6 separate regions of the Homo sapiens genome follow, and regions 2, 3, 4, 5 and 6 are each linked to region 1. Evidence: read pairs that join two places in POLR2A ChIA-PET (ENCODE). Cell type or tissue: MCF 10A. All regions are shown on one strand. Each heading gives the region's core, and the rest is flanking DNA. Links, peaks and the distances in the headings are about the cores only. Region 1 holds the start of PIAS3 (protein inhibitor of activated STAT 3). Region 2 has its middle 8.8 kb from the start of HJV. Region 3 holds the start of ANKRD34A (ankyrin repeat domain 34A). Region 4 holds the start of LIX1L (limb and CNS expressed 1 like). Region 5 overlaps POLR3GL (RNA polymerase III subunit GL). Region 6 has its middle 11 kb from the start of TXNIP.

Region 1 (5,166 bases), core at 461-4,460:
CCAGGAGCTCGTGCTTCCGTCCACTCTTGTTCCGGCCAGCAAAGCCAAGAAGCACCTGGAGCTCAGACACCCGGAAACTCATCACCATGTGCTGTGGAGAAAAACAGAGAAGCTTGAGCATCCTCCCTTGCACAGGCCTGCCCTGCCAAGACATGGGCTGAGCTACCAGGTGGGCAGTGCCTTTCTCTCCAGCACTGATGGGAAAGATGATGCTTCGCAGCTAGTGGATTACTGCCAGGTAGTCGACCTATCCAAAGGGACATCTCAGTCCCACTTTAGCAACCATCAGGTCAGCATCATCACCACCACCCCCGAGCTTGAGCAACACTATTTCCCCAGGCCTGGAAGCAGCCAGAGTGGGGCAGGGAATGGCAGACAGCAAGCCACCCTCAGACACACCTCCGAGTCCATGCAGCCTCCCGCCTCCATCCCTGGACTCTGCTTTAAGCTGCTTATCTCCTCTCTTGCCCTTTCTCAGACTCTCAAACCCATCCCAGCCTCCTGGGAACAGGATAGGAGACAGGGAGAAGGAGGGAGAGACAAGAGGATTCAAGCCAGACAGCCCCACGGGAAGAAAGGGGCTAGGTGGCTGGAGGATTGTGCCCTTCAGCCCACCCCTCCCAACCACCTTAATTCACCTCAGCTATTTCCCCCAAGCCTCTGAAGCTTCTGTGGCCAGGGTTTTCAGGTCAGGGTTCAATGCTCATAACTTCCCCAGATCCTTTCTTGGAATCGTTTATATAACCACCCCCTCCCCACAACTTAGTCCTATTTTTCTGGAAGGGAAACAGGACCAAAACTTGGGTCGGGGAGATTAACAGTGAATCACTGAGTCCAAGTATCCTGCCTGTTTACTCTATCTGCCAGGAACCATAATCTGGCATCTCTCCTACACAGAGAAATTAATACTCCTCTACAACTTACAGCGCCCCCCTATAGGGGTGGAAGAGGAGAGGGCAGAGCTCTAAACAGAGACCCTGGGTGGATGAAGGAAAAGCCTCTGAGTCAGGGCACAGAATCGCAAATCCCCTGAAGGTAGCTGGGCCCAGTGGCTAGACCTCCAGCCTTCCCAGGACCATAGCTCCCATTTCAAAGGGCAGAAGAAAACCAGGAGGCAGGCGGATGAACTCGGTAGTTTGAGGTTCTATGAGATGTCCTCAGATGTGGTCACCCTCCAAACTCTATGTAGCAGGAGGGGAGCGCTCTCCTTAGAAGACTCCCTTCTGTGAATCTCTAGGAGATCCTGTCATGTGCAGGGCTTGCTAGCCCTACACAATTCTTCTCATAGGAGGCTTTGTCTTGGACCCCTTTTATGGAATGTGATGAGAAACTTGCTCCTCTTTCTCCCCATCCTTATCTCCTCTGTCCTGTCTTTTTTTCTCCATTAGCTTCCCCTATAACTTCCCACCTTTCTATCCCATAGTTTCACATGCCTCTGCCTCTTCCCAAACACCGCGATTCACTACGGCAGGACCTTCCTCTGAGCCTCCAGGATGCTTCTGCCCCACCCCTCGAGGTATCGGCCCGCACAGCCCCGCCCCCTGCATCTCAGCAGCCTACTGGTATTTCCCAAAGCTCGGATCCCGAGAGTAGCCCCAAAGACCCTATCCTCTCAGCTGCCTTTCCCCCGGAGCCTCCCCTACGTCTGCCCCGCGGTCCCATCCCTGCATGTGCCCCCTACTGTTGCATCTCTTGGCCTTGATCGACTCGCCCCCAGTGCCTCTACAGCACCTTTTCCCCCTGGCCCTACCCCAACAACCGCCCCTACTACTAAATCCGACTTCTACCCCTCGTCCCCGCCCCCTGCGCCTCAGCCCCCAACAGCTGCAATTCCCCTCGGCCCCACCCCTACATCTGCCCCGCAGCCCCGCCCCCGGAGCCCCGCCGCAGCCCCTTCCTCGCTCTCAGCTACTTCTCTCCCATCCTCAGCAGCTCGTGCCTGCCACGTCGTCGGCGCCCACCCGAGCCCCGGCACCCAGTCTCGGTCGCTTCCCGGACACGGCGTACCGCCGGGCTGAGTCCAGATGGGGATGGGGGGAGGGGGCCGGTACCTTTAATTCGCCCAGCTCCGCCATCTTGAGACATCGCAGGCGCCCCAGCCGGAGCCGGAGCTCAGGCCCAGGGACCGGCGCACAACTCTCCACCCTGGCGCCGGCCGCAAATGCCGCCTGCTCCGCCCAGTCCGGCCCCCTATACCTCCCCTTCCCGGCCCCGCCCGCCTGGCTTCGGACAAGCCCCAGCCTGAGCCCCTCCCTCCACAGCCGACCCAGCAGCTACACGTCTGCGGCCGGTTGGCAGGACGCGTAGCCCCGGAGGGAGTGTATGGCCCCCAAGATCGCGGGGTCCCTAGGGCAACGGGGAGGAGGCGGGCCCGAAGTGCCTGGTGGAGGGGGGCTTTGCCACGGCAGAGTTGGGAGGGGACAAGCTTTTAGGGAGCCAAAGATACTTGAAAGATGGAGGGAAAGTATCGGGAACTGCTAGAGCTCAGAGAAATGGGGGAGGGGGTAGCGAAGTTGGAGCGCAAACCCTCATCTCCATCTCTGCATAAGTTTAATCAACTAAAATCGAGAGGTCTTCCAACTCGGGAAATGGGCGAGCGCTGATCCGTCTTAGGGAAGCCGTGGAGTCGGCATTCAGTAATTCACCCTCTCCTCCTCCCCCATACACCAACTACAGTGCAGCTCGTGGTCCGATCGTAGGACTCAAACTCGGCAGCAAAAAAAAGTTTGGTGCGGGGAGCGGGACTTACCAGCACAATTGTGGGAAATGGAGAGAGGGCTCGGGAGGCTCAGAGGGCGAGCTGGAGAGGTGGGGGAATGGGGCTCGGCGCTGCTCCTGCTGTCCGCACGGCAGAAGTTCGGTCCAGCAGCCGGACGCGGCGGCCGCGGCTCCGCCCGGGCCGGAGCTCCGCCCGGCCTAGCGCTCGGGCTGGGGCCGCCCCCTCCAGGGGAAGCCCGCCAGGACCGCCAAGAGGGAAGGGGGGCGGAGCTCGGGCGAGAGAGGGAGGGACTCAGAGCTCGACGTTGGAGAGATTAACTCCTGGTGTGAGTGGATCTGGAGAGACGAGATCCTTGGATCCCATCATTCTCACTACCTCTGTGACCCCTCAACGCTTACGTATGGGATTGGGGTGGTGGCACACTGCTGCTAAGCCGGTGTGAACCAGGTATCTGACAGTATAAAGCAGTCTTCCTTGAAATGACAACTGTCCCTCCCTAGGGCAAAGCCTGGGGTACTGAATCCAAAGTGTACCTAACAGTAACTACCCTAGATACACGTGCAGAATACCTCCACCAGAGCCCCCATACCTTTGGTGTAGCTGAAGATGAACAGAGGGGTTTTCTTACCCACAAAAGGGATCTTTCTGTCCCTCTCTGAACTGCCTACCCACTCTCCTTCCTCCAAAGCCTTGGACCCTCCAGAGGCCCCATCCCAACCAAGCTGATCACTCACATGCAGGCACCAAATTAAATCTGTTTCTGTATCCATGGAAATACCTATTTTTTTATTTTTTTGGGGGGGGACCAAGTCTCACTCTGTCACCCAGGCTGGAGTGCAGTGGCGCGACTTGGCTCACTGCAACCTCCGCCCCCCGGGTTCAAGCAATTCTCCTACCTCAGCCTCCCGAATAGCTGAGATTACAGGCCTGCGTCACCACGCCCGGCTAATTTTGTATTTTTAGTGGAGACAGGGTTTCACCATATTGGCCAGGCTGGTCTCAAACTCCTGACCTCGTGATGCGCCCGCCTCACCTTGGCCTCCCAAAGTGCTGGGATTACAGGCGTGAGCCGCCGCGCCTGACCCAGAAAATACCAACTTAAGGGAAATGTACCCGCACTACATACTGAGAAACTCACAGCATTTTATAGTTGGCTGCAATTTGTTCAATAAATATTTGAGTGCTTATCAGGGATCATTAGGTGCTGAGGACATAAAAGCCTTGCAGGAGTTCACAGTCTAGCAGCAGAGACAAGACATGTTAAACCTATAATCAGCACACCAAAAAAGGGCTTTAATAAATAGGAAAAATCCTTTTATTTAGCTTAAGCCTTCAGTATAATCCTCCTCATAAGACCCTACCCAGGCCAAAGATTGAAGGTGCCAGTTGAACTGGAACTAGGCCCAGTTACTTTGTGGTTTTTGTCCCTAGGGAAGATGCCACCCTCTCCTAACACTCAGGTTCTTTCCTTGCTGCTTTGCTACCCAAATTGGTGAGCGCTTCAAGCTAAACTCAGACTCAACTAGTTCTAAATTCCAGCTGCTCCCTTCCAACACCTGAGTCTTCATCAGGTCCTGAGATCTTTTTTGCTGTTGTTCTGTTCAGTCCTCTAGATCAAAAGTTACTATAGTTTGTATTTCTAAGAATTTTCAGTAGTTGCAGGATGAGGAAGGTAGGGAGGATTATTAAAAAGAGACAAAGCGGGGATCTTTCGGAAGTGATGGATATGTTCATTATCTCGATTGTGTAATGGTTTTATGGGTGTATATGCATATGAAAACACATCAAATTGTATACTTCAAATACATGCATTTTACATGGAGAGACATATTGACGTATATCAGTTGTACGTCAATAAAGCTGTAAATGGCCGGGCGCGGTGGCTCACGCTTGTAATCCCAGCACTTTGGGAGGCCGAGGCGGGCGGATCACGAGGTCAGGAGATCGAGACCACGGTAAAACCCTGTCTCTACTAAAAATACAAAAAATTAGCCGGGCGTGGTGGCAGGCGCCTGTAGTCCCAGCTACTCGGAGAGGTTGAGGCAGGAGAATGGCGTGAACCCGGGAGGCGGAGCTTGCAGTGAGCCGAGATCGCGCCACTGCACTCCAGCCTGGGCGACAGAGACTCTGTCTCAAAAAAATAAAATAAAATAAAATAAAAAATAAGTAAAGCTGTAAATGCTGGGCACGGTGGCTCACGCCTGTAATCCCAGCACTTTGGGAGGCTGAAGTGGGCGGATCACCTGAGGTCGGGAGTTCGAGACTAGCCTGGTCAACATGGAGAAACGCTGTCTCTACTAAAAATACAAAAAAGTTAGCCAGGCGTGGCAGCGCACGCCTGTAATTTCAGCTACTCAGGAGGATGAGGCAGGAGAACTGCTTGAACCCAGGAGGCAGAGGTTGCAGTGAGCCGAGACTGCACCACTGCACTCCAGCCTGGCACAGAC
Region 2 (5,166 bases), core at 605-4,604, 150 kb after region 1:
GGTGGAGTATAGTAGGGAGGGAGGTGTTTGTTTGATCTGAGAAGTGGTTGAGATGGCCACAAAGTTAAGGGGAAAAAGCTCAGGCCAAGGTGGAAATGCTCCCTTTTTTTTTTGAGGGTGGGGAATGAAGTCTCACTCTGTTGCCCAGGCTGGAGTGCAGTGGCATGATGTTGGCTCACTGCAATCTCCGCCTCCCCGGTTCAAGTGATTCTCCTGCTTAAGTCTCTCAAGCCGCTGGGATTATAGGTGCCAGCCACCACACCCGGCTAATTTTTGTATTTTCAGTAGAGTCAGGTTTTGCCATGTCCGCGGCTGCTCTCAAACTTCAGACTTCAAGTGATCCACCCGCCTTGGCCTCCCAAAATGCTGGGATTATAGGCGTGAGCCACTGCACCTGCCCAGAAATGCTCCTCTTTTTGTTTTTTGGGTTTTCTTTTGAGAGGGAGTCTCACTGTGTCTCCAGGCTGGACTGCAGTGGCACAATCTCAGCTCACTGCAACCTCGGACTCCTGGGTTCAAGCGATTCTCCTGCCTCAGCCTCCCAAGTAGCTGGGATTACAGGCATGCACCACCATGCCCAGCTAATTTTTGTATTTTTAGTAGGGACGGGGTTTCACCATGTTTACCGGGCTGATCTTGAACTCGTGACCTCAGGTGATCCTCCCACCTCAGCCTCCCAAAGTGCTAGGATTACAGGCATGAGCCACTGCGCCCAGCCAAATGCTCCTCTTTTTAATCAATGTAATGTAACATGTAGTTAAAAATCACATGATATTAAATGATTTTACAAAAAACAGCAGTCCTCAAGCCCAAGCCCCTTTTTCTTTTTCTTTCTTTTTTTTTTTTTTTGTTGAGACAGGATCTCACTCCGTCACCCAGGCTGGAGTGCAGTGGGGCAATCTCAGCCCCAGGCTGGAGTGCAGTGGTGCGATCTCGGCTCACTGCAACCTCCACCTCCTAGCTTCAAGCAATTCTCCTGCCTCAGCTACCCAAATAGCTGGGATTACAGGCCCACACCACCACGTCTGGCTAATTTTTGTATTTTTAGTAGAGATGAGGTTTCACCATGTAGGCCAGCTGGTCTTGAACTCCTGGCCCAAGTGATCTTCCCCCCACTTGGCCTCTCAAAGGGCTGGGATTATAAGCATGAACCACCACACCCGGCCCCCGCCCCCTTGTTTTTGAGACAGGATCTCACTCTATCACCCAGGCCAGAGTGCAGTGGCATGATCATGGCTCACTGCAGCCTTGACTTTCTGGGCTCAGGTGTACCTCCTGCCTTAGCCTCCCAAGTATCTGGGACTACAGGCACATACCACCATGCCCAGCTAATTTTTATATATTTTGTAGAGACAGGGTTTTGCTGTGTTGCCCAGGCTGGTCTTGAACTCCTGGGCTCAAGGGATCCATCTACCTAGGCCTCTTAAATCCATGCCTAGGATTACAGGCATGAGCCACTGCACCCTGCCTCTTTCAGCTTTTTCATCTGGTATGCACTTCATATTTCTTTTCTTTCTTTCTTTTTTTTTTTTTTTTTTGAGAGAGAGTCTTGCCCTGTTACCCAAACTGGAGTGCAGTGGCGCAATCTCAGCTCACTGCAACCTCCACCTCCTGGGTTCAAGTGATTCTCCTGCCTCAGCCTTCCAAATAGCTGGGACTACAGGCCCACGCCACCACGCTGGGCTAATTTTTGTATTTTTAGTGGAGATGGGGTTCCCATGTTGGCCAGGCTGGTCTTGAACTCCTGGCCTCAGGTGATCCGCCAGCCTTGGCCTCCCAAAGTGCTGGGATTACAGGCGTAAACCACCGTGCCTGGACTATTTTCCTTATTAAAAACATTTACAGATCATGTGCCAGACTAGGTGTTGAAAATATAAAAATACAACTAGGCTGGGTGTGGTGGCTCACGCCTGTAATCCCAGCTACTTGGGAGGCTGAGGCATGAGAATTGTTTGAACCCGGGAGATGGAGGATAGAGTGAGCTGAGATTGGGCCACTGCACTCCAGTCTGGCGATACAGCGAGAGCGACAGAGCCTGCTTCATACCCCTTTGTAAGCCATCCCTCCTCCTCTCTGCCCATCCCTTAAGCAACCATTGAGCTCCTTTTCTCACTATATATGTGCTAACATTACATATATATTTTGAGAGGCTGAGGTGGATGGATCTCTTGAGGTCAGGAGTTTGAGACCAGCCTGACCAACATGGTGAAACCCATCTCTACTAAAAATACAAAAAGTAGACGGGCCTGGTGGTGCATGCCTGTAGTCGCAGCTACTTGGGAGGCTGAGGCAGGAGAATCGCTTGAACCCGGGATGCAGAGGTTGCAGTGAGCTGAGATTGCGCCACTGCACTCCAGCCTGGGCAACAGTGAGAGACTCTTGTCTCAAAAAAAAAAAAAAAAAAGGAAACAAAATAAATATTAGACATATCTACTCTCTTATGGTTATAGTAATTGAAATTTTAACTCTTACATCATGCTATATTCCCACCTTTCCTTTCCCCTTACCTCATCCTCCCAATAGAAAGTTATAGCATAGTTCTGGCTGAATCAATAGTCAGTGTTTACATTAGTATTACTGTGTAAATGATATCCATTGAGGAGCCAAGTAGTATATATTGATTGTTTCATGTCTTGAACAACCCTTTATTGTTAAATTATAATTTATTTAAAATTTTACTTTGTTTACTATGTACCTATCTTCAGTTTATTTCCTAAATGTCAATTCTGGCAAATGCCTATTAATATTTTCTTTCAAATGGTCAACATATCAGATAATCTTAGACGATAATTTTTCTTTTCCTGGAAACTTGCCTCATTGTCTGCCAAGTCACTTTTTAGTCACTAGCACCACCTGCTGACTCTTGGTGAAGTGGAAAGACAGAATTATGATTCACAGGGTTGATGTTCTTAAATCGGAAAATCTCCTTTCTGTGGTCTCTGACTTTGAGAATGACATTCTGGAGGAAGGAATGTGGTCCTTGTCATAGGAGTAGCGGAGAATATAAAATCACTAAATAAGGTCTTTCCTTTGTTCTGTTATCCTCTTCTTTTGTATGTTTCCTAGAAGAAGAAAAGTCTCTGTTGTAATCTTCCTTGTCATGCTATGGTCATTCTAAGCCTTTTGTCTGATCTACCAAGAAAAGAGAGAAAGATGTGCTACTCAATTAAAAAAAAAAAAAACTACAGCTTTATTGACGTATACTTGGTGTATGATAAATTGTACATATTTAAGGTGTGTCATTTCATGGGTTTTGACATATACAAATATATATATATATCCATGAAACCACTGTCACAATCAAAATGATGAACATATCTATCACCCCCATGAGTTTCGTCATGCCCCTTTGGGTTGTTTTGAGACAGAGTCTTGCTGTATCGCGTAGGCTGGAGTGCAGTCACGTGATGTCGGCTTTGTGCAACCTCCACCTCCTGGGTTCAAGCGATTCTTGTGCCTCAGCCTCCTGAGTAACTGGGATTTCAGGCTCATGCTACCACACCCAGTAGAGACAGGGCATTTTAGTGGAGACAGGGTTTTTAGTGGAGACAGGGTTTTTAGTAGAGACAGGGCTTTTTATTAGAGACAGGGTTCTGCCATGTTGGCCAGGCTGGTCTCAAACCCCTGGCTTCAAGTTATCCACCCTCCTAAGCCTCCCAAAATGCTGGGATTGCTGGTGTGAGCCACCGCATCCGGCCTACTTCATGCCCCTTTGTAAGCCATCCCTCCTTCACTCTGCCCATTCCTTAAGCAACCATTGATCACCTTTTCTCACTATATGTTTGCTAACATTTTATATATTTTTACAGTCCATGATCTGCTGAAGATTTTTAATAATTTGATATGAATGGAAGCAGATGGTATATACTCTTTTTTTTTTTTTGCGGGGCAACAGCTTTTTTCACTTGCATAATTACTTTGAGATTTATCCATGTTGTGTATATCAGGAATTAATTTCATTTTATTGCTGTGTATTCAATTATGTGAATTTACTGCAGTTGGTGTATCCATTCACCATTTCAACATTGAGTTGTTTCCAGTTTTTGGTTATTACAGATAAAACTGTTATAAGCATTTGTATATAAGTTTTTGTGCAGCACATGTTATCATTTCTCTTGGGTCAGTACCTAAGTTTGGAATGTCTGGTTTGTATGGTAAGTGTACACTTACCTTTTAACGAACTGCCAAACTGTTTTACAAAGTAGTTGTACCATTTTACATTCCCACCAACAGCACATGAAAGCTCCACATTTTCCTAACATTTTGTATTTTATTTAACAGTCTTTTCCATTTTAACCATTCTAGTGGGTATGTAGTATTTTTTCATTGTTGTTTTCATTTGATTTGTATTTCCCCAGTGACTAATGATGTTGAGCATCTTTTCATATGCTTATTTTGAGCTACCTATTTAAAAATGCTCCATTAATAATAGGGCTAGTTGGGCTGGGCATGGTGGCTCATGCCTATAATCCCAGCATTTTGGGAGGCTGAGGCGAGCAGATCACTTGAGGCCAGGAGTTCGAGACGTATCTGGTCTGCCATTTCAAATTTCTCCTGCAATTCTTTATCCTCTATTCCCTCCTCTCCACCTCTTTTAAGGACCACAGCCATTCTGCCATTCCCTCAAAGCACTGTCTCTATGCTTTCCAAAGTAACCTTTAGCTAATGGAGAAAATAATGTGTTGTAATGAAGAAAAAAAAATTGGGGGAAGAGACATATCCAGGGCTGTCTCTTCACTTCACAGAAAATATAGGTATTTTAACTCAAAACATCCTTTTGAAGAAATACTCTTTGTATTGGTTCTCTTAAAAGAGTAACTTTATCCCTCAGGTGTGGGAATTTCAAGTGAATTGAGAAGAATTTCGGCTGGGCGCGGTGGCGCACGCCTGTAATCCCAGCACTTTGGGAGGCCGAGGCGGGCGAATCACGAGGTCAGGAGATCGAGACCATCCTGGCCAACACGGTGAAACCCCGTCTCTACTAAAAATACAAAAAAATTAGCTGGGCGTGGTGGCGGGCGCCTGTAGTCCCAGCTACTCGGGACGCTCAGGCAGGAGAATGGCCTGAACCCGGGAGGCGGAGCTTGCAGTGAGCCGAGATTGCGAGATTGCGCCACTGCACTCCAGCCTGGGCGACAGAGCGAGACTCCGTCTCAAAAAAAAAAA
Region 3 (5,166 bases), core at 568-4,567, 100 kb after region 1:
CGAGGGCACAGATGGAGCCGGGACTGAGACCTGCCGAGGATGACTAGGGGTATGGGGAGGGGGAGTGGCTGGCAGAGGCCTGAGGTCTCAGTGACGAAGCCGATCCCTGCAAGAGAGACATCTCATTGATAGATTCGGCAGGAAAACTGAGGCACAGATGCAGGGACCCAGCGTGGGGTGGAGGAGACCTTCACGGCATACAGTCCTTCCTCTAACTCATGCCTTTGAGCCGGCCCTTCCCCCGCAGCGCATGCCTGAGGAGGTGGGAAGGGTGCACCCGCACTGAAGGACTAGCGCGCGTGCAAATGCGTTCGTGCACGCGCAGGGATGTCCGCACCCCCACCCTCACCCCATGGCTTATCAGACCTTTCCTCTGTCCCCCTTGTCTTATCCACACTTGGGATCCCCCTTTCTAGGATGCTGAACGCCACCCACCCACATACATGCACCCTACAGTCACACATGTATTCTCATTCCTAACCTGTTTTAGCTTGCCACAACCCCAAAAATTGAGTGGGGGGAGGGAAGCAGCCTGCATTTGAGACCTAAAACGGGTGGAGGGAGAATTGGGGGGTTCTATTGCCCCTGCGATGTTCCCCATCACTCCTTGCTCTTTCCCCTCCCAGGCTGTGTGCCCAGATAGATACCTGAATGTCCGCAGAATCTCCGCCTGGCCAGGATTGGGGCCGTGGCCACGGGGCAGCCGAGGTGGCGGAGCCAGTTTCCTGGGGGCCCGCATGGCGTGGGGGGGGGGGCACCCGGATTCCCTTGGTGTCAGTATCTGCGCCCCGGCGCCGGATCCTGGTCCCTCCTCCCGGAGCGCCCCGGGCACAGCGCCGGCTCGGGAGGAGAGAAGCTTGGCGGGGGGGGGGGGGGGGGGGGGGGCGGAGCTCTGCTGTGCTATTTATAGCCTAGTCACTGCGGGTGGGGGCGTCAGGCACCAAACTGCTCCCCCACTCATGCACACATAAACCCTCAAAAACCTAGAGGCTCCAATCCTGACTTCCTTTTCTCAGCCGACCTCCCCTCAGCCCCAACAAACCTAAGTGTTCCTTAGGGGACTCCTCCGCGACCCAGACAGGGACCATCATCCAGATTCTTCGCTGAGATTCAGCAGATCCCCATTCTCCGCACTTGGTGTGTTTGTGCGCTCCTGTGCGCCAGACCTGACCTGCCATACACGGCACATGGCACACTGTGTAAGAAAGGTGTAGAAAGGCTTTTTGGATCCACAGCCGGTGTCCATACTGTGCAAAGAGAGGCAAGAGATGTGGCTTTCTTCCTGTAGTTTAATTGTGAAGGAGATCACGGTCCAGCCTGGAGTCAGACACAGATACACCCCCGCCCCATCTCTCAAAAACGGAACACCCATCGCAGAGAAACTTGGACCTCAGCTCCCTTATGTAGACCTCTTAGATAAGTATGAGGAAGGTGGATATGGGAGCACTTTTAGATAAGGCAAGGGACATTCCAGGTGCCTCCACCCCGTATTATTGTGGGCAGGGAGATAGGACAGGGGCAGGAAGAAGAGCGAACCTTGTAATACACTCTCTCACATTGCATCTCTTTAATCTCAGTCTTGCTTAGACGTCTTATTTTTTCCATCTTGCTTGACGATCTCTGTCTGAAACATTCCTTATATCTTCTCTCTTCCTATCTGTCTATTGGTCTCTCACACTGTCTCTGCCTCTCCTTGCCACCTGCCCTGTCTCCATGGTTACCATAGCTTCCATCCACATATTTTAGGAATGAGTTTGTGTCCAGCTGGAAGGCACCAAGGGAAGTGGGAGAAAAAGAAAAATCCTAAGGATTTAAAAAGTTCACTCAGGGTCCTGAGCTAATTCAGAGGCTGGAGGCCCCCCAGATGCAAGATACTGAAAATAATGTTCCCGGGGATGGGAGAGAGAGAGAAATATTTGCAGGAAGCTACCCATTTTTACTAGTTATTTCTTGGACACGTGTCAACTATGTGCCATGTGCTTTACATACACTATTTTCAATCCTCACAACTTTATAAGATAGGAACTATCATCTTCTTGTTACAGATGAGGAAACAGACTTAATAAGGTTAAGCAAGCTCTCCAAAGCTTCACAGCTATGTTTCTGTCCTATGGCAAAGACTGGGAGCTTGCCACTACACCTACAGCCTCCCAGTCTACAGGCCATTTTCTCTGACATCTGGGATGTTCTTCTTGACTAACTCCTAGATTTCATCTCCATTCTGAACCTTTCTCCCTTGTTTCTGCTTTCTGTGAAAATAGGACTCCTCCTTCCACTCTGCTGGCTTTCCCAAGGAGCTCGCAGGAAGTGGAAAGTAGTGGAAAATGCAGAAAAAGCTGGGCTCCTGCCCTGTCTCCCCAACCCTGGTACGCTGATCCCAAATCCTTCCTTTCTTGAACCCTCTGCCCACCTTCTCACAGACACGGCAGCAACCCACAGAAAAACATTTTTAGAAAAGAAGTATCCATTGGTGGTGCTGGAGAGAGGCAGTGTATGATTGAAAGGAAGGCTGGAGTAATGGAGAGACCAAGCTATGAAGCTAGAGTCACAAAAAGACTGATCCCTAAAGAGCAGCTTTTACAGAGGTTCATTTCTCCGTAGGCCCTCTCCTCCTTTGGCCTCTCTGTAGGGGCTCCCTCAACACGGTCCCTCGATGAGATATGAGTGTCACGTTCCCTCGGTGAACTCTCGCCGGCTAGTGGCTCCTTCATCTGGAGTGAGACCGGAAATAAGTGACCCCAGCTGATTCTGCAACGCCCATCTCTCTCTGCGACCCGCTTCGCAAGCTTCGGTTCCGGGCGTACTCGCTCCCTCCCTCCTTCTCTTCCTAGGCTTCAAGAGGGCGGACTTCCCTCCTCGGCTTCTCCTGCATTGGCCGAGAAAACTCACCAATAGGGAGCTCCGGGAGGCGGGCTTAGAACGCCACCGACTTGAGGAAGCCCAGTACATTTCAAGTTGGTCGCGGCTTGGGCTCCGCTTTGGGGAGGGGCAGCAGGTAAGGCTTGACCTGGTTCGGTCCGACACTTGCCAAACTTGTTCACCCCGGCCAGGCTGCGAAATAGACAACGCTTTCCGTCAGGTTGTTGGATCAGCCCCCTTCTGGCTCCCTACCGTTTCTCCCCTGGGCTTCCATTTCTGTATTGATTGTATACTAGAGAATGGCAGTTTTCTATCGCGCATGGGGAGAGACATTAAAGCAGAAAACGAGACAGCCTCTTGTATCTGTCTTTGCTATAGCATCAACTTCCCCCTAATCTATTAATATTATCCCAAGAGCCTGACAAACTCCTGTTATCTATGAAGACTAGCTGAAATGCTACCTGTAGTTTTCCTGGGCCGCCTTTCTTGCAAAATGAATTGTTCCCCCGTCTACGATAGCGTTTTGTATATACCTTTATTAGGACACTTAGTGCACTGTCTCTCTTTAACGTTTCTATGCCTTTTAGAATAGAAGGTTTTGTAGGACAGGTGCTAGTAGTTAATATATAGTGCCCAATAAACGTTAGTTAAATAGAATTGATTTCTGGTAACTAGCACTCTTTTTGGGGAGGCAGAATTTAAACTCCTAACATAACTAGGGAACAATAAAAGACAATACAGTATGTAATTAAGAGCCATTAAATTAGTGGTTCATAATATTAGTGTTTCATAATTGTTTCTACAATCTAGAGAAGGAAGAAAGCAAGGAGAACTGGAATGGTGAGGGGAGGCTTTATGGATCACAATTTCTCAAGTTTGGAAAGGCCCATAGAAATGATGTATTTATTCATTCAATAAATATTTATTGAGCACCTACTATATGCCAGACACAATGCTAAATCATGCTGATCATAGGGAATCCTCTACTAGAGCCATGCATCCTTCTTACAAACCCTATGTAGTAAATTTTTACCCAGCTTCTATGTAAACATCTTTAGTAAGGGAACTCTCTTATCTCTCTTGTAGATCATTCAATTTTTTGATACCTGTTCTTTAGTCAATATCCTACAAATATTCTAAATAAGAAATATATAGCTAAAGGAAATGCATTCCACACTTCCACTGTAAAAGAGGGAAATATGGCTGGGCACGGTGGCTCATGCCTGTAATCCCAGCACTTTGGGAGGCCGAGGCGGGCAGATCGCCTGAGGTCGGGAGTTGGAGACCAGCCTGACCAACGTGGAGAAACTCTGTCTCTACTAAAAATACAAAAATTAGCTGGGCGTGTTGGCGCATGCCTGTAATCCCAGCTACTGGGGAGGCTGAGGCAGGAGAATCATTAGAACCCAGGAGGCGGAGGTTGCAGTGAGCTCAGATCGCACCATTGCACTCCAGCCTGGGCAACAAGAGCAAAACTCCCTCTCAAAAAAAAAAAAAAAAAAAAAAAAAGGAAATCTGTCCTTTTACAGTGGAATTGGTAGCATTCTTAAAAGCAAGCCATTTCTGGCTGGGCGTGGTGGCTCATGCCTGTAATTCCAGCACTTTGGGAGGCTGAGGTAGGCAGATCACTTTAGCCCAGGAGTTCAAGACCAGTCTAGGCAACATGACAAAACCCTGTCTCTACAAAAACTACAAAAAAAATAGCCAAGCATGGTGTCTCAGGCCTGTAGTTCCAGCTGCTCAGGAGGCTGAGGTGGAGGGTTGCTTGAGCTGGAGAAGTCGAGGCTGCAGTGAGCCAAAATTGCCACTGCACTGCACTTCAGCCTAAGCGACAGAGCAAGAACCTGTCTCAAAAAAAAAAAAAAAAAAAAGAGGCCGGGCGTGATGGCTCATGCCTGTAATCCCAGCACTTTGTGAGGCCAAGGCGGGTGGATCACGAAGTCAGGAGTACAAGACCAGCCTGACCAACATGGAGAAACCCCATCTCTACTAAAACTACAAAAAAAATTAGCCAGGCATGGTGGCGCATGCCTGTAATCCCAGTTACTCGGGGGGCTGAGGCAGGAGAATCACTTGAACCCAGGAGGTGGAGGTTGCGGTGAGCTGAGATTGCGCCATTGCACTCCAGCCTGGACGACAAGAGTGAAACTGTCTCAAAAAAAAAATAATAAAATAAAAAGAACATAAATAAATAAAATGGGTATTTTTTAACCATTCATTTATTGTTAGATTGTTTCAGTTATTTCAGAATTTTTGCTACCATAAATAGCTCTTTGATGAATATCCTTTTACTTATATCTGTGACTG
Region 4 (5,166 bases), core at 667-4,666, 99 kb after region 1:
TGGCAGCTTTGCCTAAGAATTGAAGCAGAATAAGTGATTCCATGTGGTAAAGGACTTCTGAGCCAAATGGGCAGAGATTCTGCTTGCCTGAAGCTGAACTATCTGCCAGACTTTCCTAAAGTACTGGCTGGACACTCAGACTGGAAATGAGAAACTCAAGAATAATGAGAAAGACTGCGATGGGAGGTGGGGAGATAGGAAAGAAAATCACCACGAAGTGTGAAGCCTGATTAATTGCCCTTTGTCAGTACAATCCCCTTGTTCCCTCATCCTTGCTAAGGAAATGAAAGTTTTTACAGGATGTCCAGTTTGGGAGCCAAAGCAGAGGCTCTCCAGGTAACACAGACAAGAAAAAGGGTGTACTCTTCTATAATTTTAATAAATGCCTGTAAGTTGCCAAGAGGAAGGCTTCAGATTTAGTGTGACCACTCTAGGCTACTCCTGTGCCCAGAGGCAAAGACCTTCCCTTGATCTTGACTTAGAGACTTGAAGCAGCAGGATAGTAGCTAATAGCAGTTCCATCACATAGCCTTGTTAAATCTTGGGATTACATTGGAAAAATAGTATTTCCTCATGAGTTTCAGATTCATCCATTTGTATCCCCAGCACCTAGCAGAGTTCCTGTCTTATAATAGGAGTTCAAATTGTATGAAGAACAAAGGGAAATTGATGATGAATGAATCATTAGGCACATATAGCAAAATGGCTCTAAAAATCTGTTTTCATAGGAATTTTTGGGTTTACATTATTAGGATTTAAGAGTGGGAAAAAGTGAAGCATGTTCTACTTAAGGAACTATGAACCAACAAATTTGAGATAATAATCATTTTTAGGTTATATGTCATTTGCAATGTCTCAGTCAATCCATATTGTAACCCTTGAAGAAACTGAAGCTCAGTGAAATTAAGTCCCTTCCCCAAAGATTTGGCTGGTAAGTGACAAAGATCTCCAAAGCCTGTGTGTGCTCTTTTCACTAAACTTTCTTAAAAAAAGAAAATCTACAGAAAAGCCCTGTAACTTTTCTCTGTATTATTGTTAAACAGAAAGTTAAAGATATAGTCACTTCCAGGTCAGGCAGGACCTGGCCAAGCAGACAGAAGGGATGTCTTGTAAATTCCAGGCTTAAATTCTGTATTCCACACCCTTCACTATATATTCCTTATTACTTACACTATAAATCTGGAACTCAAACTCAGACAGGAAACTACCCTAGTTAAACGAAAACAACAAAGAAAACCCTCACATCCCTCTTTCCAGAAATTAACGAAGTTTTCTAACTGAAATAGAGTTTCTAACCTGGCACATTTCCACAGAATTTAACATTGAAAGAGCCAAGGCCTGGGATTTATCCTCAGTTCCTGGGCAAGGGCCAGGAAAACACAGCCAGACAGAAAGGCTGGAGTTGTGAGTCTCCATACTAAAAAAGATACCAAAGTAAGGTACTGAGCCACAGGAAGCTGCTGTGAGTTCAGTGGTACAGGTCCGGATTTAAATACACAATTACTATGAGTGACTTGTGAAGGCACTACCTAGTTCCCCAGTAAATCTGAAGTTGCACTGAAATTTCAGAGTGAAGGTAAGTAAGTAAAGAATTTAACAGTCAAGGTTAAGGGGCTGGAGCAAATTAACAGGTGAGTCCAGGAATTGCAGAGATCACAGAGGAAAGACTGAGAGGGTATGGATGAGAAATTGGATCTGAAATAAAAGACAGGATCCCACACAATGAGGACTGGTTCTCAAAGGCAGAGAGATGTTAAGGTATTAAGCTGGAGGAGGAATTCCATTTCTAAAGGAGAAAAGCTTAGGAAGAAAAGAGGATTGTATCTGAAAAAGAGTCCCTGGAGAATATATTAATAACTCAGTAAAGGGGAGGAGGTAGGAGGCTTAAACGTGTGTATGAGTGTGTGCGTCTGTGCGTGTGCGTAGCCCAGAAGGAAACTCCCCAAAAGGAAATGCATGTGAGGGCTCCACGCCAGGAAAAGCGATCCGGAGGACTGTGGGAGCAAGGCTCCCTTACAGAGGGTGTCGCGCAGGAGGCCAGACCCGCAGACTCACCTCGGCCATAGCCCTGCGTGTGCTTGGCGAAGCTCCTCACCACGGCCTCCACGGCCTCTCGCAGCACTGCCGGGCTGCCGGCGGCGCCGGGGGGCAGGGGTAGTCCTGGGGCCCCAGACAGGAGCAGCGGCGGCGGGGGCGGTGCGGGAGGCGGCGGGGCAGGCGGGGGGCCCGCAGGGGGTGTGGCGGTGGCGGCCGCGGCCCCAGTCACTCCGGGCCGCAGCGCTCGGAGAGTGCCCCTCCCGCTGGTGCCCACACCAGGCTGCAGCCGCTGCGCTCGCATAGTCTCCATCCCGGCCGCCAATGGAGTAGCGCCCCGGAGCCTGCCAGCCTGCCGAGCTAACGGTCCCAACCACCCCAGTCAGCTAGCGCCTGGGGACTCAGGGCGGTGCCAGGGCCGAACCTTCAGTCAAGTGGGGGCGGGGACGAGCTAGGTCCCATGCCAATCACCAGTGATGGGGCGGGAGCTGGAGGGCTCCTGCTCCGCCATAGGCAAATTATTGAGGAGGGTGGGGATTCTCAGAACCAATTGCAAAGAGAAAAAGCGTATCCTCTGAAAGGCAGACGCAGAGCTTCGGCGCGTCTTTGGGAGTCCTGTGGCAAGCACTAGAAAGCAGGACAGAATCTTGGGGCTGGGCTTGAAGAAAAAAATGGGCCTAGATGCAAGATTGGGGAGGATTGCAGACAGAGTAGAGATCATTTTGTCCTACCATTTCATTTCACAGATTGCAGGTGAGGATATTGTGGCTCAGAGAAGTAATTCGACTTGTCCAACATCATATGCAATTGGTGGTGGAGCTAAGGCAAGAAAGATACTGACATTTAATGAACATAAACTATGCAATGTACTGTAGTGCATGTCTTATTTACAATCACAATCACTAACTAGATTTTGTTATTTTAGGGATAAGGAAACAGATGCTGAGGGAAGCTAGAAAAATGGCCAAAATTAAATAGCTAAGAGATGGCAAAGTGGAATTCAGAGTTTAAGCATAGGTGTTCTGATTCCCAATATTTTTATCTTTTTACTATGCCACATTGTTGGGTAAATTTCTGAGTTCACTTATTCTAAGTAGAGGAAGGGAATAAGAGAGAGTGGGATGGGCAAGTCTCTTTGCCTCCCATTAGAGTGAGAAAGAGTTAGGATACATGCAGAAAATTAGCAAACTGAGAAGTCCAGTTGGGGGAATTAAGAAAATTACCCTTGTTGGTATAATATGTCAGACTGGGTTCCTCTGATTACTTTGCACACACACACACACTTGCACACATGCACACACACACACTCTACATACCCTTTATCATGTGGTCACCAGGCCATTTTTGCTTAGGTGAGATTATATTAACTGCTTCCCCCCATCTCTCCTACAGTGGCTCAGAAATCAAAGATGGGGAAATAGAGGCCAGAAGTAGAAGAAAATAGAAGAAACACACTTGGTGAAATGAAAATTAGACCCTGAATAAAAACTGTGAGTAGTCAAGAAATAGGAAGTTTCAAAAGGAGACAGTTAATCTACTGGGATATATCTGCTGATGATGGAGGGAGGAACTCTTTGTAGGAACCTTAAAGAATTCAAGGTTGGACATAGAGGAAACTGGAGGAAATGAAATCCTGTCAAATGCCTTAAAATCTTCAGGACACAGGACACTTGCCTTTTCTCTATAGAAAAGTTGGTTTCTTGGAAAGAAGGTGGCTGGAACAGCTAAGTATCCCTTGGATAATTATAGCTATAAGTTAGTGTTACCCTCCCTCCCCATTCCTCATTCCCCATACCCACACCTCCAGGCAGAAGTGACAAAACAGAGACTTCTGAACACATTTATTTGATATGTCAAGTGGAGAGAGGAGTGATTTAGGGTTTCTCCCCACTTCTACCTGTGGGGGTGTTCATAAGCTCAGACAGACAGAAGAGCAGCTTAGAGCCCATGACCCACCCCCTGGGAAAATGAGACAATCTGTTGTAGTTGTTGGAGGAACAGGGTGGGAATAAAAAGCAGGAAGTTGAGAAGTGAAGTTGAGAGCAGTAAAGACAGCAGCAGAACTGAGGCTGGGGGTTGCTGCAGGAACCCCCAAGAAGAGTGAAAAAGATATCCTGAAAAGTGGTTGGGGTTAGAAGCAGGGTGTGAATAAGGAGCCAGGCCTGGAGAAAGAAGCAAGACCTGCAGAATGGGCTGGGATGTCCACGGAGAGAGTGTGCAAAATCATGATAGGCTGTGTTTCAGGGCATACATGGAAAGCAAGGGATTGCTTCTGCAGGAGGGCAAAGACATCGGAGACTGCCCATAAGTAAGGGTTCCCTACTGCTTCTGAACAAATGCAAGAGAGTTTGGGACCCTAGCCCTGTGTGTTTATTGATATGCTGTGCCTGTAGGTACACAAGTAATCCCATATGCATGTGAAATGACCAGGGCATGAATACATGTGTGTATATACCCAGTAAATAGAGTACTTATTCTTTCTTGCTAATAAGAGTACTGTGCTTATGGACACATGTTTAACCATGTGTGGGTGCACTGTGCACCCATGAGCACATGCAAGAGATCCCTTTGTTCGTGGTGTGTGTGTGAGCTGGTTCTCCCACCTATCCCATTAAGGTCCTAATCCCCACCCTCCTTGGCTCCTCTCACTCCTCTCAGCGCCCTGGCTCCCCAGGCCCACCTAGACTCTGGAAGCCCCCCAGCAGGCGGATCTGCTCAGTCTGCATGGAGTGGCGTCTCACCAATTTGCGCTTGGTCCTGGGAGAGCCTGGCGCCCCGGCATAAGGAGGGGCAGGCAACGAAGGCGCCCGACCTCCGGGTTGTGGGCGAATGTCAGGGATGGGAGGGTGGGGACTGACGTTGAGAGGGGGTAGGAAACCCGGCCGCGTTTGCGAGATGTGGTCCAGGAGCAACGTCCCCGAGCCCCTCCGCTCCAGCAGCCCCGGACTCCGCCTCCTTCCGCTTAGCGGAGATACTGCCCCTGGCAGACTCTCCTGGGACTGGCGCGGAGAGGGAGCCGAGCCGGCTGGAGGGAGGGTCAACGGGGAGGCGCTGTATCGGCGGCGCTCCAGGGACAGGCGGCTGGACTCAGGCGAGTCAGGGCAAAGGTGTCCAGGGGTGTCCAGCTCCACT
Region 5 (5,166 bases), core at 468-4,467, 120 kb after region 1:
ACTGAGGCAGGAGAATCGCTTGAACCTGGGAGGTGGAGGTTGCAGTAAGCTGAGATTGTACCACTGCACTCCAGCCTGAGGGACAGAGCGAGACTCTGTCTCAAAAAAAAAAAAAAAAAAAGTAGATAAGGTCCTCACTGAAGCTGACCCCCTGGGCTCTGGGTTTGGGGTAAGGAAACAGATAATTCCTCAGTATTGAGAGGGCTGGACTCTCAGGAACAGTCCTGTTCTGGGTCTCTGAAGGGATAAAACTTTGACCCTTCCACCCCTCAGATGTGGAGCGTTATTCAGACAAATATCAGATGTCAGGTCCGATTGACAATGCCATCGATTGGAACCCTGGTAGGTGATGGGCCCTTTCATTGACTGCCCTTCTTTCAAATGCATGGGATGCTTCAAGCTATTCCCACCACGCCCATGACCCCACCCCATTCCCCGATCCAGCATCTGCAAGCTAGAGCCTTAGTTATGGTCCAACACATTCTCAGATTCTACCTGAAAAAGCTATTAAATAGTTCCCACTACTCAGGAGATATCCAAGCCACTGAACAACTTTGGCCCAGCCCCTTCCTTCCTCTCCTTTAAAACCCTCACCCCCCTTTAAAACCAGTCAGTATTCACTGGAGACCCCAGGCAGGGTCCTATTGACATTTACGTTCCCACTATTCCCAGATTGGCGGCGTCTACCCCGGGAGCTAAAGATCCGAGTGCGGAAGCTACAGAAGGAACGTGAGTGTATCTGGAAAAAAGGAGGGAGAAGAGAGGTTTCCTTCATCAGCCTGAGGGCCGAGGCTGCTGCTGGTCTCACCTTCCATCCCAGTTCCTATACCCAATCTACCAAGTGTTGTTGCTAGATGTCATAGTGGCCACATGAGGGCAGCAGAGTGACATGTTCTTTGCATGAGGATGGGCTATAAAGCTGGCAAAATTTGCTCTCTGAAGGTTTACCTTTTGATCCCTCCACCAGGGATTACAATTCTGCTCCCCAAGAGGCCCCCTAAGACCACAGAAGATAAGGAGGAAACAATACAGAAACTAGAGGTGAGGAGGAAGTGTGCATAGAGACCTCCTGAGCCCTGGATCCATTCCCTCTCTCTTGGCCCATGTGTGCCTCAATTTTTCCCTTCTGTGAACTGAACCTGAGTTTCTATTCCTATTCATCCCCACATGAGACCCTGGAGAAGAAGGAAGAAGAAGTAACTTCAGAGGAGGATGAGGAGAAAGAAGAAGAAGAAGAGAAGGAAGAGGAGGAAGAAGAAGAGTATGATGAAGAAGAACATGAAGAGGTGAAGGGGACTCCTTCCACCTTAGTCCCCCTCCCTTTACCCTCTTTATACTAGGGTTGCTCTCCTCAGAGGGTTGGCATGCCAACAGAGATAGTGCCCCCCAGGGTAGGGGCTTCTCTCTACTTCATCTGCCCCCCTTCTACAAACTACAGCTGGAAGAGATGTCTCAGGCCTGGAATGGTGTGACTGAGAGGAAAGGGGTCTGGTACACAGGAAGGAAGGTGAATGCCAAATTGACTTTTACTTTTTTTTTTTCCATTTCAGGAAACTGATTACATCATGTCATATTTTGACAATGGAGAGGACTTTGGTGGTGACAGTGATGACAATATGGACGAGGCTATATACTGAAGAAGGACTCTGGACCCTCGTGTCTTTCTTTAGGATACAGAGAGTAACTGTACCTATTATTTGTTTCTTCAGACAAGCAAATCATTTGGTCAGAGTTCATATAATCTGTCTGTTCCCTGGAGATGGGAATAGAGGATGATGACAGTTTATTTTCTACACTTCCCCTCCTTCCACATTTGTATCACCTTTGCTATCTTGGGGAAAGTGCAAAGGACAAACATCTCAATTGTATGAAGGGAGAAAGGAGAATTGAAAGAAGAACTGGGGTTGTTAGAGCTGAGATGACTGTACACATACCCCTGCCCAATTTATATAGCTCTTTGTGGAGATAATTAGGGGTGGGAGCAGTTTGAAGGAGTAAGCCTGGTTTTATACTTTTAAATAAAGTGTTTTTATCTGTCTCTCTGTTGTGGGTGAGGCCTGGTGACAGAGGGCTGGAGGAATGAAGGAAATGCTTAACTAAGCCGGGTCTGGTGTGACACACTGGAGGGTTACAGCCCTACAGCCCGCTTGTCCTTTGTCCCTTCCCTTCTACCCCCATGGTGGGACACATATTCACAATCGAGCCCAGCCAAGGAATATTCAAGGCCTCATCTGTAGGGCAATGCAAAGTAAATTGTAGAGAACAGCCTACGCCCCCTGCAGTACAGCTGACTTCTGAGCCTCTGGTCCTCAGGCCACAAGGACATGATTGTGTCTGTTCACACATGTTCACAAGGACATAGGTCCTGTCTTTCCCACACTTGACCTTGATCTTGTCCTTATTTACAAAAAATGATTACAGCTATTTTTGTGGGGAAAGGCAAGAAAACCAGGTATGAGGAGGGAGGAGGAGCTGACTTATTCACCATACTCCCTCCTCTTCCAGACTCTGGAGATGCCACTTTGAAAGGTATGTCTGTGCAGAGCAAGTCCCCCTAAATATCCTGTTCTCCAGTTACAGAAACCAGTGTGTGGCTGAGTTGCAGTTTCTCTTTTGGTTCTTCCCTTTGTGGAATTTAGTTAGCCTTTCTCACTCCCTTTCTTTGGGGGAAGGGAGGTAGGCGGTGTGGTGTTGTTTTACAGGAAGTAAGGAGGGTGGGGAGGAAGGGAGTGACTTAGGGACACTCACAGATCTGAGAGATGCTTTCTCGCCCACAGAGCTCTCCCTTGGGTGAGGTCACTTTCCGAGGCTCTGATTGGCTTCTGAGGAAGCCTTAGATAAGCTGATTGGTTCCAGCCACTTGACATGCAACAGTCACGGGCAAGCTGCGTGTCCAGAATAGGAACTGAATAAGAAGGCATGCTATCATAGCAACCCTGCTGAGCATTTGAAAGCCGTAAGATGGGGTATAGAAGAACCTTCAAAAAATTCCCCAACTGCATTCAGGCAGGCCGACTGAATTCCCTACAGCATCAAGTGATAGAGACTGTCAATCTAAGGTTGAATATGTCTGACCCCATTGTAAAGAATGAAGAAAGACTGTGACTCCATTGAGGGAAAGCACCTTAAAAGCCTAGTTTGGGTGTGTTAGTTAGTGTTTACATAGAAGCAATGGCAGGTGCCATGGCTCAAGCCTGTAATCCCAGAAGTTTGGAAGACTGAGGCAAGAGGATTGCTTGAAGCCAGGAGTTTGAGACCAGTCTAGGCAACAAAGCGAGTCCCTGTCTCTACAACAAAAATATTTTAAAATATTTCAAATAGCTGAGCGTGGTGGCACTCCCTAGTAGTCCCAGCTACTAGGGAGGCTAAGGCAGGAGGATCCCTAGAGCCCTGGAGTTTGAGGCTGCGGTGAGCTATATGATTGCACCACCAGCCTGGGCAACAAAGCAAGAACCCGCCTCTAAGAAAAGAAGAAAAGAGTAGAAGCAGTGAAGGAAACAGGAATAGAAACAGAACATTCTAGAGTCATTGAGCAATTTATGATGATTGATGTGTTTTTTTTTTAGTCCTCCTGAGGTGTTGTGTTGAGTGGCAGGAAGGAAATAGGGGACCTGTAACGGGTTTCCCATAGCTGTACTTCAGCCTGTGATTATAGCTAGGGAGAGATCAGCAAAAACAAAAGTAAAAGCTATTGAAAATTTTCCTTTTGCATTGTTCCCTACATACACACACCAAGTCCTAACCTGGTCAACTATATGTGTCTGTGTTGGGAGCATAGCCACCCCATAAAGCCCACAATGTCAGCCTGGGAACTTAAAAGAGTGGGAACAAAGAAGATTCTGGAAAAGCAGCACACATCCTATGCACACACATCCTTTTCCCATGAAACTGGGGAAATGAGGACAAAGGTTGGAGTGACCACTTGAGATCAGTTGTATTACTTCAAAGTGTCAGGAAGATCAGACTATTCTTGGACTCTGCCCTGTCTGCAGGTGACCTTGCTGGACAAAGCCAGGGACACAGGACCCAGCAGCTTTCCCAGATTCTGAAGTGGTTCCAGGCATGAGCTAGACTTGTTTCCATCAACCTTTCCCCTACTTTCCATAGGTACTATCAGGCAGGCCTGAAGCCCAAGACCTAGTAAACAGGGTCACGGCTCCTATTCACTTTGGAAGAACCCCTGAGAGGTTAGGGCTTGAGGCCATACTTGCAAACTTTTTTTGTTTTGTCTTGTTTTGTTTTTTGAAATGGAGTCTCACTCTGTTGCCCAGGCTGGAGTGCAGTGGCACGATCTCAGCTCACTGCAACCTCTGCCTCCTGGATTCAAGTGATTCTGCTGCCCCAGCCTCCTGAGTAGCTGAGATTACAGGCGCACGCCACCATGCCCAGCTAATTTTTATATTTTTAGCAGAGACGGGGTTTCACCATGTTGGTCAGGCTGGTTCGAACTCCTGACCTTGTGATCTGCCTGCCTTGGCCTCCCAAAGTGCTGGGATTACAGGCGTGAGCCACCGTGCCCAGCGCCTGCTTGCAAACATTTACAGAGGACTTACACAGTGCTGCTCAGCCCAGTACTACTCGCCTGATAGGGCTTATGTTGAACAGATTGCTGCCATGTCCACAGCCTGGGCTGCACTGGCCCCAGGCAGGGTAGGTTCTCTGTCAAGAATCCTATCCTGGGCATGGTGGCTCCCACCTGTAATCCCACAGCTTTTGGAGGCTGAGGTGGGAGGTTGCTTGAGGCGAGTAGTTCAAGACCAGCTTGGGGCAACATAGTCTTCCCTAAGTCTGCCTCTACAAAAAAAAAAGGGAAAGAGTCCTATTTTTCTCTATGCTATGTTCCATCCCTAGCCTCATGATTTTTCTCCCATCTCAGGTGGGCAGTTTAAGAGGGGTCTGCAGACAGCCTCAGTGACTCAAGTGGTTTGAGGGAGGCTAAATGGCAGACCTGGAAGCAACATGTAGTTTAGATTGGGAGTGGAGACCAAAGAAAATTGGAGGGTCAGATGAATAAGGTAATTGGGCACCTATAATTTGGTAAGGAACAGACAGTTCTTTTCCTCAATTCACTTTTTTTAAGAGACAGTGTTTCACACTATTTTGTGGTCCTAGTTTCACCACTCCATAGCTTCGTGCCCTTCAGAAAGTCATGTATGTCTCCACTCC
Region 6 (5,166 bases), core at 749-4,748, 150 kb after region 1:
CATCACTCTGTGTAAATGACTTTAAATCTATGCTATACCTTTAGCCTGTCTCCAAAGTTCCAGCTGTTATCTCAAATTCAGCTTGTCTAGTAATGAATTCATAATCTTTCCCTGGTGGTCAAACCCATTTCTTTGCCTTGTTTTTTTTTTTGAGACGGAGTTTCGCTCTTGTTGCCCAGGTTGGAGTGCAATGGCGTGATCTCAGCTCACCGCAACCTCCACCTCCCAGGTTCAAGCAATTCTCCTGCCTCAGCCTCCCAAGTAGCTGGGATTACAGGCATGCAGCACCACGCCCGGCTAATTTTGTATTTTTAGTAGAGACTGGGTTTCTCCATGTTGAGGCTGGTTTCAAACTCCTGACCTAGGTGATCCGCCCGCCTCGGCCTCCCAAAGTGCTGGGATTACAGGCGTGAGCCACCGCGCCCGGCCTTTTTTTTTCCCCTCTTTTTCTTTCTTTCTTTTTGAGACAAGGTCTCGCTCTGTCACACAGGTTGGATTGCACTGGTGGGATCAGGGATCATAGCATACTGCAATCTTGAACTCCCGCTCTCAAGGGATCCTCCTGCCTCAGCCTCCCAAGTAGCTAGGACCACAGGCATATGCCACCATGCCCAGCTAATTCTTTAATTTTTGGTACAGATGGGATCTCATTTTGTTGCCTAGGCTGGTCTCAAACTCCTGGGCTCAAGGGATCATTCCACCTTGGCCTCCCAAAGTGCTAGTATCATAGATATGAGCCACTGCCTCCAGCCCCCTTGTTTGTTTTAATAGAACCATTATATATTCCCCAAGTTATAAAGGCTTAAAATCCAGGGATTGCCTTTAATTCCTTCCTCTCTGTCATGCCCCACATCCAGTCAACTGCTGAATTCTATAGAGCCATCTTTCTAGTGTTTCTAGCACCTGTCTCCTGTTTCTTATTCTACTGCCACCATTCTGGTTCATGTTTTTGTTACTTTTGCCTAGATTACTTTAATAGATTTTAACTGATTTTCCTGCTGTAATCTATAGAACATCACTAGATTAATCTCACAGAATTGAGTTCCTGTGTGTTCCTATAATAATGCAAAATGTATTGCTTACTGAATCACGTTTAAATGCTTCAACCTGGCATTTAAGCCTTCACGAAATGTCCTCAACCAAATTTTCTCATTCATTTCCCACTATTTCCTCATACATGTACCCTATGCTTCAGCCAAAACTGAGCACTCAGTGTTCCCTTAATATATCCTTCTCTGTCTTTATGTCCCTGCTTACATTTTTCCTTGTACCTAGTGTGCCTGTCCTTCCCCATCTCTGCTTTTTGAAATTTTACCCACTCTTCTGTAGACAGCCAAATAATTTTTCCTCTATTAAACCTTTCTTGGCTGGGCGCAGTGGCTCACGCCTGTAATCCCAGCACTTTGAGAGGCCGAGGTGGGTGGATCACCTGAGGTCAGGAGTTTGAGACCAGCCTGGCCAACACGGTGAAACCCCATCTCTACTAAAAATACAAAAATTAGCAGGACATGGTTGGCAGGTGCCTGTAATCCCAGCTACTCGGGAGGCTGAAGCAGGAGAATTGCTTGAACCCCGGAGGTGGAGGTTGCAGTGAGCTGAGATCATGCTGCTGCACTCCAGCCTGGGTGACAGGGTGAGACTCTATCTCAAAGCAACAAAGCAAAACCAAAAACATTTCTTGCTTCCCAATCCCCTCAACTTTTTTTTTTTTTTTAGATAGAGTCTCACTCTGTTACCCAGGCTGGAGTACAGTGGTGCTATCATGGCTCACTGTAGCCTCGATCTCCCAGGTTCAAACAATCCTCCCACCTCAGCCTCCCGAGTAGCTGGGACTACAGGGGCATGCAACCACACCCGGCTAACTTAAAAAAGAAAGAAAAGAAAAAAAAACTTGTAGAGACAGGGTTTCACCATGTAGCCTAGGCTGGTCTTGAACTCCTGAGCTCAAGCGATCCACCCGCCTCAGCTTCTCAAAGTGCTGGGATTATAGGTATGAGCCACCATGCCCAGCCAATCCCCTCATCTTTTACCTTACAATCAAATATTTTTTCATTCTCTTTGGAATACTCCATAGCACATTCATATTTCTTACATAGCACTAACACGTAAAGTGCCTTTTCTCTCCTAAATTCCTAGAGAATAGAAACTCTGCCCTTTTTTATCTTTGTATTCTTCCTAGCATCTATTAGAGTACACTTCACAGAATAAATGTATTATTAAATATAAATTGAGGCCAGGTGCAGTGGCTCACGCCTGTAATCCCAGCATTTTGGGAGGCTGAGGCAGGCGGATCACTTGAGCTCACAACTTCGAGACCAGCCTGGGCAACATGGGGAAACCCTGTCTCTACTAAAAATAAAAAAAATTAGCTGTGTGTGATGGTGCACGCCTGTAGTCCCAGCTCCTCGGAAGGCTGAGGTGGGAGGATGGCTTGAATTGCCATGTCAAAAAAAAAAAAAAAAAAAAAATATATATATATATATATATATACACACACACACACACACACACACACACAGACACACACATACATATAGAGATAGATTGATTGAATTGATAGATTGGGTTATGTCTCTGGATAGAATATACCAGTAATTCAGATCCTAGTATTATTTCTTATTACTATTAGACTTGACACCTCAACCTCAGTTTCTTATGCTAAACTGTATCATATTTGTCCCTCCTCAAAGCCTGTGGCCCAAATATGTATCAGAGCAGGGACGGTAAGGAGGCGAGAGGTGGTGGTTTGTTTTTCTGTGAGAAGAAAATTGGACTGCGTTGGTGTTTATAAGTATGAGGGAGATGGGACATTGTGTGCTCAACCCAACTTCCCCTTTTCTGAGAAATTATTTCTTACACAATTCAGAAATACAGTTGACTCAGCTCTGCCACCTAGTGGGCAGTTTAATATACTGTCAAAATTCTTAGTCCAAGAATTGTCTCAAACAAATAAAAGCTTTTCTGAGAGCCAAAACAGCCCAGATCACTCCCCTGAGTGGCAAAGATGATTTTTGATTATGAGAAGGAACAAATGAAGGAAATGTGGTGTTCATGACTGAGGGAAAGAAATTCTACATTAAAACAAGTTTCTATTTTTTTATCCAGACTGACAATTAATAATACTTTCTTTTCTAAGAAAAAATTTTAAAACATTTATTTATTTTTCTAGATCCATCAATGCCTTTTGAAAAAATGAATTAATTTTTTTAAGAGATGGGCCTCTCTCTTGCCCAGGCTGGAGTGCTGTCGTGCGATCAGTTCACTGCAGTCTCTGACTCTTGGGCTCAAGCAACCCTCGGCCTCAGCCTCCTGAGGAACTGGGACTACCACCATGCCTAGTTAATTTTAAGTTTTTTGTAGATATGGGGGTCTTGCTATGTTGCCCAGTCTGGTCTCTAACTCTTGGGCTCTAGTGATCCTCCTACCTCGACCTTCCAAAGTGTTGGGATGACAGGCATGAGCCACTGTGCCAGATCAGTACTTTCTTTTTTTTGAGATGGAGTTTTGCTCTTGTCGTCCAGGCTGGAGTGCAATGGGGCGATCTCGGCTCACCGCAACCTCCACCTCCCAGGTTCAAGCGATTCTCCTGCCTCAGCCTCCCAAGTAGCTGGGATTACAGGCATGCGCCGCCACGCCTGGCTTATTTTGTATTTTTAGTAGAGACAGGGTTTCTCCATGTTGGTCAGGCTGGTCTTGAACTCCTGACCTCGGGTGATCTGCCCACCTTGGCCTCCCAAAGTGCTGGGATTACAGGTGTGAGCCACCATGCCCGGCCAGTACTTTCTTTGTTAATTATATTTTGTCATCTATATATCTATATATATGCATTATAACGCAGTTGCACAAACATTTGATTCTCACCAGGTAAGCAGGAAGACATTTTGCAGAAGAGAATATTGTGATTCAGAGAACTCAAATGACTTGCCTATGATCACACAGCTAGGACAAAATTCCTAGTGAGTCCCTGAGCCTTAAAAAAAAGATTTTTTTTAAGTCCAAGATTGTCCAAGTGTGGTGGCTCACACCTGTAATTCCAGCACTTTGGGAGGCTGAGGCGGGCAGATCACCTGAGGTCAGGAGTTCAAGACCAACCTGGCCAACATGGTGAAACCTCGTCTCAACTGAAAATACAAAAATTAGCCGGGCATGATTGTGGGTGCCTGTAATCCCAGCTACTCGGGAGGCTGAGGCAGGAGAATCACTTGAACCCGGAAGGCAGAGGTTGCAGTGAGCCAAGATTGTGCTACTGCACTCCAGCCTGGGTGATAGAGCAAGACTCTGTCTCAAAAAAAAAAAAAAAAAAAAAGTCATCTCCTTTGTAAAGCTTTCTCTGATTTCTACATTTATTTTTCATTTTTAATTAATTAATTTTTAAATTTTTACCTATTTATTTTTTGAGACAGTATTTCACTCTGTTACCCAGGCTGGAGTGCAGTGGTGCAATCTCAGCTCACTGCAGCCTCGACCTCCTGACCTCCTGGGCTCAAGCAATCCTTCCAACTTAGCCTCCCGAGTAGCTGGGACCACAGGCACACACCACCACTCCCGGCTAATTTTTTGTATTTTTCGTAGAGAAGGGGTTTTGCCATATTGCCCAGGCTGGTCTTGAACTCTTGAGCTGAAGCAATTCGCCCACCTCAGCCTCCCAAAGTGCTGGGATTACACGTATGGGCCACTGCGCCTGGCCTTTAATTTATTTTTAATTCTTTTATTGAGACAGGGTCTTGCTCTGTCACCCAGGTTGGAGTGCAGTAGTGCGATCATAGCTCACTGCAGCCCCAACCTCCTGGGCTCAACTGATCCTCCCACCTCGGCCTCCCAGGTAGCTGGAACTATAGGCACATGCCACAACAGCCAGCTAATTTTTATTTTTTTTGTAGAGACGGGGGTCTCACCATGTTGCCCAGGCTGGTATCAAACTCCCGGGCTCAAGCAGTCCTCCTACCTTGGCCTCCCAAAGTGCTGGGATTACAGGCATGAGACACCGCTCCCAGCCAGCCTACTTTTTTGAAAATATGACTTAGTTTCTCAAAGGTAGAAGTGTTGTATCAAAGACTGACTATGTGAAACGCTTAATATTAAAAATGTTGGTTCTGTGCCAGGTGTGGTGGCTCAAGGCTGTAATCATTGCATTTTGGGAGGCCAAGGTAGGTGGGTTGCTTGAAC

Evidence for each region. ChIA-PET counts read pairs that join two places held together with the same protein. Peaks named below come from ENCODE experiments on the same cell type or tissue, not always from the same donor. Only the 100,000 strongest peaks of a DNase experiment are listed, where the experiment ranks them.
Region 2: POLR2A ChIA-PET joins it to region 1 with 11 read pairs; 17 of 35 experiments call an interaction of 5 or more read pairs at or near these places.
Region 3: POLR2A ChIA-PET joins it to region 1 with 92 read pairs; 30 of 35 experiments call an interaction of 5 or more read pairs at or near these places.
Region 4: POLR2A ChIA-PET joins it to region 1 with 56 read pairs; 28 of 35 experiments call an interaction of 5 or more read pairs at or near these places.
Region 5: POLR2A ChIA-PET joins it to region 1 with 26 read pairs; 28 of 35 experiments call an interaction of 5 or more read pairs at or near these places.
Region 6: POLR2A ChIA-PET joins it to region 1 with 12 read pairs; 19 of 35 experiments call an interaction of 5 or more read pairs at or near these places.

Annotation. Positions count from the first base shown.
Region 1 is chr1:145,856,916-145,862,081 of GRCh38, forward strand. PIAS3 (protein inhibitor of activated STAT 3) reads right to left here and starts at 2,166. Exons shown (of 14, transcript NM_006099.3): 1 at 2,052-2,166; 2 at 1-91. The coding sequence starts at 2,075. RefSeq lists silencers at 2,203-2,292, 2,763-2,972. In MCF 10A, for the core only: no CTCF peak of the experiment used is centred there; DNase peaks (open chromatin) are centred at 2,196, 2,676 and 2,966.
Region 2 is chr1:146,010,331-146,015,496 of GRCh38, forward strand. No RefSeq gene overlaps it. Among named protein-coding and RNA genes, the nearest start is that of HJV, 8.8 kb to the right of the region's middle. In MCF 10A, for the core only: a CTCF peak has its summit at 2,870 (motif pointing left); a DNase peak (open chromatin) is centred at 2,861.
Region 3 is chr1:145,961,774-145,966,939 of GRCh38, forward strand. It overlaps ANKRD34A (ankyrin repeat domain 34A), which reads right to left and starts at 2,802. Exons shown (of 4, transcript NM_001039888.4): 1 at 2,411-2,802; 2 at 1,537-1,764; 3 at 648-1,195; 4 at 1-106. It overlaps POLR3GL (RNA polymerase III subunit GL), which reads left to right and starts at 2,917. Exons shown (of 8, transcript NM_032305.3): 1 at 2,917-2,995. RefSeq lists a silencer at 2,034-2,328 and an enhancer at 2,644-2,813. In MCF 10A, for the core only: no CTCF peak of the experiment used is centred there; DNase peaks (open chromatin) are centred at 1,728 and 2,888.
Region 4 is chr1:145,955,581-145,960,746 of GRCh38, forward strand. LIX1L (limb and CNS expressed 1 like) reads right to left here and starts at 2,437. Exons shown (of 6, transcript NM_153713.3): 1 at 2,056-2,437. The coding sequence starts at 2,347. ANKRD34A (ankyrin repeat domain 34A) reads right to left here. Exons shown (of 4, transcript NM_001039888.4): 4 at 3,861-5,166. The coding sequence ends at 4,689. RefSeq lists silencers at 2,092-2,371, 2,402-2,491 and an enhancer at 4,870-4,988. In MCF 10A, for the core only: no CTCF peak of the experiment used is centred there; DNase peaks (open chromatin) are centred at 1,951 and 2,491.
Region 5 is chr1:145,976,811-145,981,976 of GRCh38, forward strand. It overlaps POLR3GL (RNA polymerase III subunit GL), which reads left to right. Exons shown (of 8, transcript NM_032305.3): 4 at 274-342; 5 at 673-729; 6 at 968-1,041; 7 at 1,173-1,286; 8 at 1,551-2,038. The coding sequence ends at 1,637. Among named protein-coding and RNA genes, the nearest start is that of POLR3GL, 15 kb to the left of the region's middle. RefSeq lists enhancers at 622-711, 1,692-2,457, 2,065-3,264, 2,426-2,475, 2,483-3,124 and 3 more. In MCF 10A, for the core only: CTCF peaks have their summits at 882 (motif pointing right) and 2,267; DNase peaks (open chromatin) are centred at 881, 2,771 and 3,501.
Region 6 is chr1:146,004,555-146,009,720 of GRCh38, forward strand. No RefSeq gene overlaps it. Among named protein-coding and RNA genes, the nearest start is that of TXNIP, 11 kb to the left of the region's middle. In MCF 10A, for the core only: a CTCF peak has its summit at 2,889 (motif pointing left); a DNase peak (open chromatin) is centred at 2,857.